Regions from separate parts of the Homo sapiens genome. Here all the other regions are linked to region 2. A link is an interaction called in ENCODE POLR2A ChIA-PET data of the cell type or tissue named here. Cell type or tissue: GM12878. All regions are shown on one strand.

Region 1 (2,500 bases), 410 kb before region 2:
CTGTTAATCCCGGCAATTTGGGAGGCTGAGGCAGGTGGATCACCTGAGGTCAGGAGTTCGAGACCAGCCTGACCCACATGGTGAAACCCCATCTCTACTAAAAATACAAAAAAAATTAGCCGGGTGTGGTGGCGGGCGCCTGTAATCCCAGCAACTTGGGCGGCTGAGGGAGGAGAATCGCTTGAATCCGGGAGGCGGAGGTTGCAGTGAGCCGAGATTGGACCATTGCACTCCAGCCTGGCGGAGAAGAGCAAAAATCCATCCCAAAAACAAAAACAAAAAAACGGATTGGAAGAAAACAAACAGGAGATTCACTAATTAGAACCCCACTGCAATAAGTCAGGCAAGACCTGTATTAGGGTACTGACAGAAAGTGACAGTCAAAAGATAGTAGATAAAATGAAGAGGATTTATTGAGGTATGAGATGGTGGAGGATGGTCTCAAGGAGTAAAAACAGTTCAATGCACCTACGTGCAAAGTCTCAAAATTAATCATTTGTACGTATAAAGGAGTTATCTTTCAAATGAGGCCTGTTAGGAAGTAACAAAGTATGCTCTTTGTGATTTCTGGAAACAATACAAACCAACTTTCCATGTGAGATCTCAGGGCGCTACTACTGCTGGGTTCCTAACTCAAACCATTACACTTTCCGTGCCAACGTAACAAGGAATTGAGGAGGTTCCATTTTGGGAATTAAGGAGTGTCCCCAACAGTAACAGTCCCACCTTAAAGCAATCCTTCCGTATTTTACCTAAGAGCAATGGCCAGAACCTCCCTTTTACAAGAATATGGAGAAATCACAGGACATCACAGACATCGCCCCTTTCAGCTACAGCGGGTGGCGCAGAGGGTCAAAGCCTCAAAGCAAGCGGCGGACAAGTCAAGCTTGCGATGGCAACGGCGAGAGGCAGAGACCACAAACGATGAAGCCCAGACCCAGAAGCCACGAGCTGGAAAGGCCACGCCAAGGGACCAAGACATACTACCTTTCGGGGATGTGGTTTCCGCCCTTCTTCTTGGCTGAGGAGCGTCCTGAAAAGTCGCGTCTCCGGCCCCAGCCACTGCGGGGATGATGCCACTGGCTCATGTGGGTCCCAAGAAGCCGCCCACCCAATGCCAAGTCGGCCAAAAGCGCCAGTCCGGCGCCCTCAATGCCAGGATAAGACCCTAAACAGGAAAAGACTCGGCAGCCACCTACGCCGCGCTCCAGCGTCTCGCTATTGCGCATGTGCCACCGCCGGTCGTGATGGCGTAGCCACGCTGGCTTACTGAGACTCCTGATCTGTAAACAGGACTTTGGTGGCTACAGCGCCCTCTTTAGCCAGAGGCCAGTAGCACAGGTCAATAAGGGCGTGTATGCACCCTTCAGAATTCAAACAGTGAGGCACAGGGAAGTCCCTCTGCCCGATCCGCCCCACGCCCCGGTTCCTTGTGTGTTCTTCTAGATATTTACCAGCGCTTACATTCACATTTTGCATATTTTGTATACATATTTACTTTCACATATATGTATATCCTCTATTTTTATACAAAAGGAGTAACTGTACATATTCTACAGTATACCTTAAACACTGATTATCCCAGTCAATTTATGCATACATAGATTCTATTTTTAATGGCTATAGGCAATTTACTTGCTTATGAGTAACATAATTAAAAGTACCATAACGTATTTAGCCAGTTCAATATTAATGGACCTTTAGTTGTTTTCAGGTTCTTTTCAAATCTTGTTACAGACAATGCTGCAATGTGAACATCCTTATACATATATACAACTATATCTAAATTCCTAGAAGTAGAATGTCTGGAATGAAACACATACAAACTTAAAATTTGGAAAGATACTACCTAATTACCCTCCAAAAATAATGTAGAAACATACACTCCCATCAAAGCCAAACTTTTATTGGGTTCCTATCACATACCAGGTATCATGCTAGAGGTGGACAGAATGTATTTAAGTTTTAGCAAATACAAAAAATAACTGAGAGTGGAGCTCAAGTCCAAGGTTTCCACACAGTCTCAAGCATAAAGATCTGTACCCGTTAGAAAAACGTTCAATTCTGCTAAAAGTGGAACTACAAAGGACAGCATACCCTATAGCAGCTTTGAAAATAGAATAGAGTACTAAATTCCAGATTAAACTGTAAGTAATTATGATTGCAGACTTTTTTTTTTTTTTTTTGAGACCCAGTCTCACTCTGCCACCAGGCTGGAGTGCAGTGGTGCCATCTCAGCTCACTGCAACCTCCGCCTCCCGGGTTCAAGCAATTCTCCCTGCCTCAACCTCCTGAGTAGCTGGGACTACAGGTGCATGCCACGACTCCCAGCCAATTTTTTGTATTTTAGTAGAGACAGGGTTTCTCCATGTTGGCCAGGATGGTCTCGATGTCTTGACCTCATGATCAGCACTCCTCGACCTCCGAAAGTGCTGGGATTACAGGCTTGAGCCACCGCACCTGGCCAATGGCAGATTTTTGAAAGTAATTTTTACTTCTT
Region 2 (2,500 bases):
CTGCAACCTCTACCTCCTGGGTTCAAGCAATTCTCGTACCTCAGCCTCCCGAGTAGCTGGGATTACAGGTACATGCCACCACGCCCAGCTAATTTTTGTATTCTTAGTGGAGATGGGTTTCACCATGTTGGCCAGGCTGGTCGTCTTGAACCTTTTTTTTTTTTCTTTTTTTTTTTGAGATGGAGTCTCGCTTTGTCACCCAGGCTGGAATGCAGTGGTGCCATCTCGGCTCACTGCAACCTCAGCCTCCCAGGTTCAAGCAATTCTCCTGCCTCAGCCTCCTGAGTAGCCGGGATTACAGACGCGCACCATGACGCCCGGCTAATTTTTGTATTTTTAGTAGAGACAGGGTTTCACCATGTTGGTCAGGGTGGTCTCAAACTCCTGACCTCGTGATCTGCCCGCTTTGGCCTCACAAAGTGGTGGGATTACAGGCATGAGCCACCGCGCCCGGCCCAGACTTCCGACATTTAAAGACCACAAGGGAAGAAACTTACAAAGGAGGTTGAGAAGAGGCAGTCAGAGAAACGGAAGGGAAACTAAGAGGGAGTATTACAAAAGCAAGAGAAGAGTGTTTAAGAATGATCTATTCGGCCGGGTGCGGTGGCTCACGCCGTAATCCCAGCACTTTGGGAGGCTGAGGAGGGCAGATCACAAGCTCAGGAGATCGAGACCATCCTGGTTAACACGGTGAAACCCCGTCTCTACTAAAAATAGAAAAAATTAGCCGGGTGTGTTGGTGGGCGCCTGTAGTCCCAGCTACACGGGAGGCTGAGGCAGGAGAATGGCGTGAGCCCGAGAGTCGGAGCTTGCAGTGAGCCGAGATCACACCACTGCACTCTAGCCTGGGCGACAGAGCGAGACTCCGTCTCAAAAAAAAAAAAAAAAAAAAAAAAAAAAAAAAAAAAAAGAATGATCTATTCAATGATCTTGAAAGTTCCTGTAAGAGGAGGACAGAAGGAGGAAGTTGATAAATGTGGTGACATTGGGAAAGTCCTCTGACAGCATTCTCATTGTCACGCTCCACGGCAGTGGTTCAGGAGTGAACACCCACAAAAGACATTGGTCTAGGGGGAGGGATTCAGGCAGGAATCAAGGGTACAGATGACAATCTATGTTGCCAGGCACGGCCTGTAGTTCTCTGACTACAGAGTAGCCTTCTCTGAAGGTGCATTTTTTTTTTTTTTGTGATAGAGTCTCGCTCTGTCGTCCAGGCTGGAGTGCAGTGGTGCGATATTAGCTCATTGCAACCTCTGCCCGATTCTCCTGTCTCAGCCTCCCGAGTAGCTGGGATTACAGGCACATGCCACCACACCCGGCTAATTTTTGCATTTTTAGTAGAGACAGGGTTTCACCATGTTGGCCAGGCTGGTCTCAAACTCCTGACCTCAGGAGATCTGCCCGCCTCGGCCTCCCAAAGTGCTGGGATTACAGGCGTGAGCCACCGTGCCTGGCCTGAAGGTGCACTTTTGAGTGAGATATGATGACAAAATTTTGGCTCATATTGTTGACAAAAATTTGCCTAATATTGTTTTCAACTGTGGAGAGACCCCAATCACCCTGAAGTTTTTTATTTTTTTGAGACAGAGTCTTGCTCTTGTCGCCCAGGCTGGAGTGTAAAGGCGCGATCTCGGCTCACTGCAACCTCTGCCTCCTGGATTCAAGCAATTCTCCCACCTCAGCCTCCTGAGTAGCTGGGATTACAGGCATGCACCACCACGCCCGGCTAAAGTAGAAATGGGGTTTAGTAGGAATGGGGTTTCACTATGTTGGCCAGGCCGGTCTTGAACTTCTGACCTCAGGCGATCTGCCCACTCGGCCTCCCAAAGTGCTGGGATTATAGGCATGAGCCACCGCGTCTGGCCCACTCTGAAGTTTTAAAATGCCTCTACTCTTTTTTTTTTTCTTCTTGAGACGAAGTCTTGCTCTGTTGCCTAGGCTGGAATGCAATGGCGCGATCTTGGCTCACTGTAACTGCGGCCTCCCAGGTTCAAGCAATTCTCCTGCCTCAGCCTCCCACGTAGCTGAGACTACAGGTATGTGCCACCATCCCTGGCTAATATTTGTATTTTTTAGTGGAGACAGGGTTTCACCACACTGGCCAGGCTTGTCTTGAACTCCTGACCTCAGGTGATCCACCTGCCTCGGCCTCCCAAAGTGCTGGGATTTTAGGCGAGAACCACTGTGCTCAGCCAAAATGCCTCTACTTTTATATTTTTATTATTTTCCTTTGTTGTCTTAACTCTAACTCACTAGTTGTGTAACTAATGTAAGTTATTTAACCTCTTTGTGCCTCAGTTTCCTCATCTGCAAAATAGGAATAAGAGTAGGACCAATGTGAAGATTAAATATGCATGTAAAATGCTCAGAACGGTAAGTGGTATATGTTGGTTATTATTATTATTTTGTTAATGTACTTTTTCCCTGCTTCCCCTCATACTGGCTATTATTATTAGTCAGAAGCTAAGGTTTGTGTTGTTGACTTCTTTCCTTCTCTCTT
Region 3 (2,500 bases), 390 kb after region 2:
TATTTTACTACAACATATTAGAAAACTGCCTTGCCTTGACTCCTCCAAAAAGAGAAGTAAGAAAGGGGGGAATTTCTATTCTGGGCCTAAATTTGACCAAAGCCTAGGAATTGGTTAGTAAAGTGGGGAAGCGATAGAAAAGGCACTATGTCAATCTGGAGTTTGGGTAGTCAAATTATATCTGAGACTTTAATCTCAAACATAGGATCCTATATTTAAAAACCTATTTGAAATATGTTTTTCTCCAAAAAGAAACAGCATACAAATGTCTAATGACAAGTGGAAGAAACTAGAGAGCTCCCATTCAAGAAGTACCATTTGAGTTTGGTCTTTCAGGATAGGGTAGGATTTGAACACACAGAGATGAGAGAAAGGTCAACATGAGCAAAGGCTCAAAGGTGGAAAAATTTAAGGTTTCTGTATTAATTTGGTTGGAGTGTATGGTACATGAAGGGGAATAATGGGAGATAAGGTGGGACCTTGAATATTAGGCTAAGGAATATGGACTTTATGGATAAACAATAGTAAGCCACAAAGTATTTTTCAGCTGAGTAGTGGCAGAATCAGTGCTGAATCAGATTAATCAAAAGATTAATCTGTTGGCATTATGTGAAATGGACTAGGAATGGGAAGCACTAAAAAAGCATTGAGACAAGTTGAGAGATTATTGCAGTATTAAAGGAAAGGTTAAAAGGGCTTGAATTAGGATAGTGATAACAGATGCTATAGGGATAGAATAGGCAAGGTGTAATACGTGATTGAGTATTGATACATAGAAAAACATGTGATAGGGGAATGCTTCAAGGAGATTAAGCTAGTGCCAATGTGCAGGGAAAACCAGAAGAGAGAGAGATTGGAGGCAGGGAAGCCAGTTAGGAGTTTACTGAAGAAGTCTTGGTGAGACAAGCAGTGGGAACAGGAAGTAAAGGAGAGTTACAACTCATGTTATGAGTGGAAAATTGATATGACTTAGTGATGGAGTAGGTGTAAAGGGTGAGATGGCTGAAAGTGACTGAGGTTTCAAGCCTGGGTGACTAGACAATGGCGGTGCTGCTATTAACAGAAAGGCAGAAGTTAGAATGAGAAGTTGGCTGGAGGGGAACATTACAGTGAAAAACAGAAGGCAAGAGAGTTAAATATGGAGCTGACTTGAAATCAGATTTTAAAAGAACATATGAAAAAGGTATATGAAAGAATAAAAAACCAAAGATGGAGTTAAAGAAGCATGGCAAACTTGTAAAAATAGGCTTAGGAGGTTAAAACCCTAAATAAGTCTCGTCACACTTAAAAATATTTGTGTTGAATTAATGAGCTGAAGTTTGTGAAAAGTTTGTACTCTATAACATACTGCCATTCAGGATTTTTGCTGCTTGGAGAAAATGTCATGTGAAAAACAAGAAGGAAGAGGCATTTAAACACTGTTTTGCGGCCAGGCACGGTGGCTCACACCTGTAATCCCAACACTTTGGGAGGCTGAGGTGGGCAGATCAACTGAGGTTGGGAGTTTGCGACCAGCCTGACCAACATGGAGAAACCCCGTCTCTACTAAAAATAAAAAATTAGCCAGATGTGGTGGTGCATGCCTGTAATCCCAGCTACTCGGGAGGCTGAGGCAGGAAAATTGTTTGAACCCAGGAGGTGGAGGTTGTGATGAGCCAAGATTGTGCCATTGCACTCCAGGCCTGGGCAACAAGAGCGAAACTCCGTCTCAAAAAAAAAAAAAAAAAGAAAGAAAACTGTTTTGCTGCTGTCTTTTCCAGAATAGGAGAGTGGTCTTTAATCTAGATGAGGTGGACCAAACGGAGTAAAGAGAACAGCAGTACAAGATGAGTAAGCCGTTGTTATGAGTACTGTGCCATTTTAAGTGAGTTCAACTCCGCTGAAGTACAGAAGCATAGGGTGTAAGTGAAGGAGAATTAGCTTCAGTGTTATAGTCTGTATTTATCTGGCTACATCCAGAGTAGGGAATTTAGCAAAGAAGTTAAAAACATGGGCTTTGTAGTCAACAGAACTAGGTTCAAATTCTTTTTAAATTTTCTTTCTTTCCCACCCCCCCTAAGCAGTGTCTCCCTCTGTCGCCCAGAGTGCAGTGGTGCGATCATGGGTCACTGCAGCCTTGAACTCCTGGGCTCAGGCAAGCCTTCCACCTCAGACTCCCGAGTAGCTGGGACTACAGGTGTGAGTCATTGCTCCTGGCTAATTTCTTAATTTTTAATAGAGACAGGGTCTCACTCTGTTTCTCAGGCTAGTCTTGAATTCCTGGGCACAAGTGATCCTTCTGCCTTGGCCTCCTAAAGTGTTGGGATTACATGTGTGAGCTAGGTCCTCAAACTCTGACAAGACTACTTTGGTAGCTGTGTGACCTTAGGTAACTTACTTGGTCTTTTTAGGCCTCAGCCTCCTCCATCTGCAAAAGTTGGGATAACAATCTCTACTTCAGATTATTGTGAGGATTAAATGAGGTAAAGTATGCAAAACACTTGGTTAAGTGACTACCACT

What was found. ChIA-PET counts read pairs that join two places held together with the same protein. Peaks named below come from ENCODE experiments on the same cell type or tissue, not always from the same donor. Only the 100,000 strongest peaks of a DNase experiment are listed, where the experiment ranks them.
Region 1: POLR2A ChIA-PET joins it to region 2 with 6 read pairs; 5 of 35 experiments call an interaction of 5 or more read pairs at or near these places.
Region 3: POLR2A ChIA-PET joins it to region 2 with 8 read pairs; 3 of 35 experiments call an interaction of 5 or more read pairs at or near these places.

Annotation. Positions count from the first base shown.
Region 1 is chr2:73,778,887-73,781,386 of GRCh38, forward strand. It overlaps DUSP11 (dual specificity phosphatase 11), which reads right to left and starts at 1,217. Exons shown (of 9, transcript NM_003584.3): 1 at 988-1,217. The coding sequence starts at 1,088. RefSeq lists enhancers at 709-858, 989-1,038, 1,119-1,188. In GM12878, a CTCF peak has its summit at 1,321; a DNase peak (open chromatin) is centred at 1,285; H3K4me3 peaks cover 1,270 bases; H3K27ac peaks cover 959 bases.
Region 2 is chr2:74,185,085-74,187,584 of GRCh38, forward strand. No RefSeq gene overlaps it. Among named protein-coding and RNA genes, the nearest start is that of MOB1A, 7.5 kb to the left of the region's middle. In GM12878, no CTCF peak of the experiment used is centred here; a DNase peak (open chromatin) is centred at 1,007; H3K4me3 peaks cover 626 bases; H3K27ac peaks cover 1,790 bases.
Region 3 is chr2:74,570,288-74,572,787 of GRCh38, forward strand. All of the region lies in intron 7 of M1AP (meiosis 1 associated protein), which reads right to left. Among named protein-coding and RNA genes, the nearest start is that of DOK1, 17 kb to the left of the region's middle. RefSeq lists enhancers at 860-959, 1,957-2,166. In GM12878, a CTCF peak has its summit at 2,071; a DNase peak (open chromatin) is centred at 984; H3K4me3 peaks cover 452 bases; H3K27ac peaks cover 2,500 bases.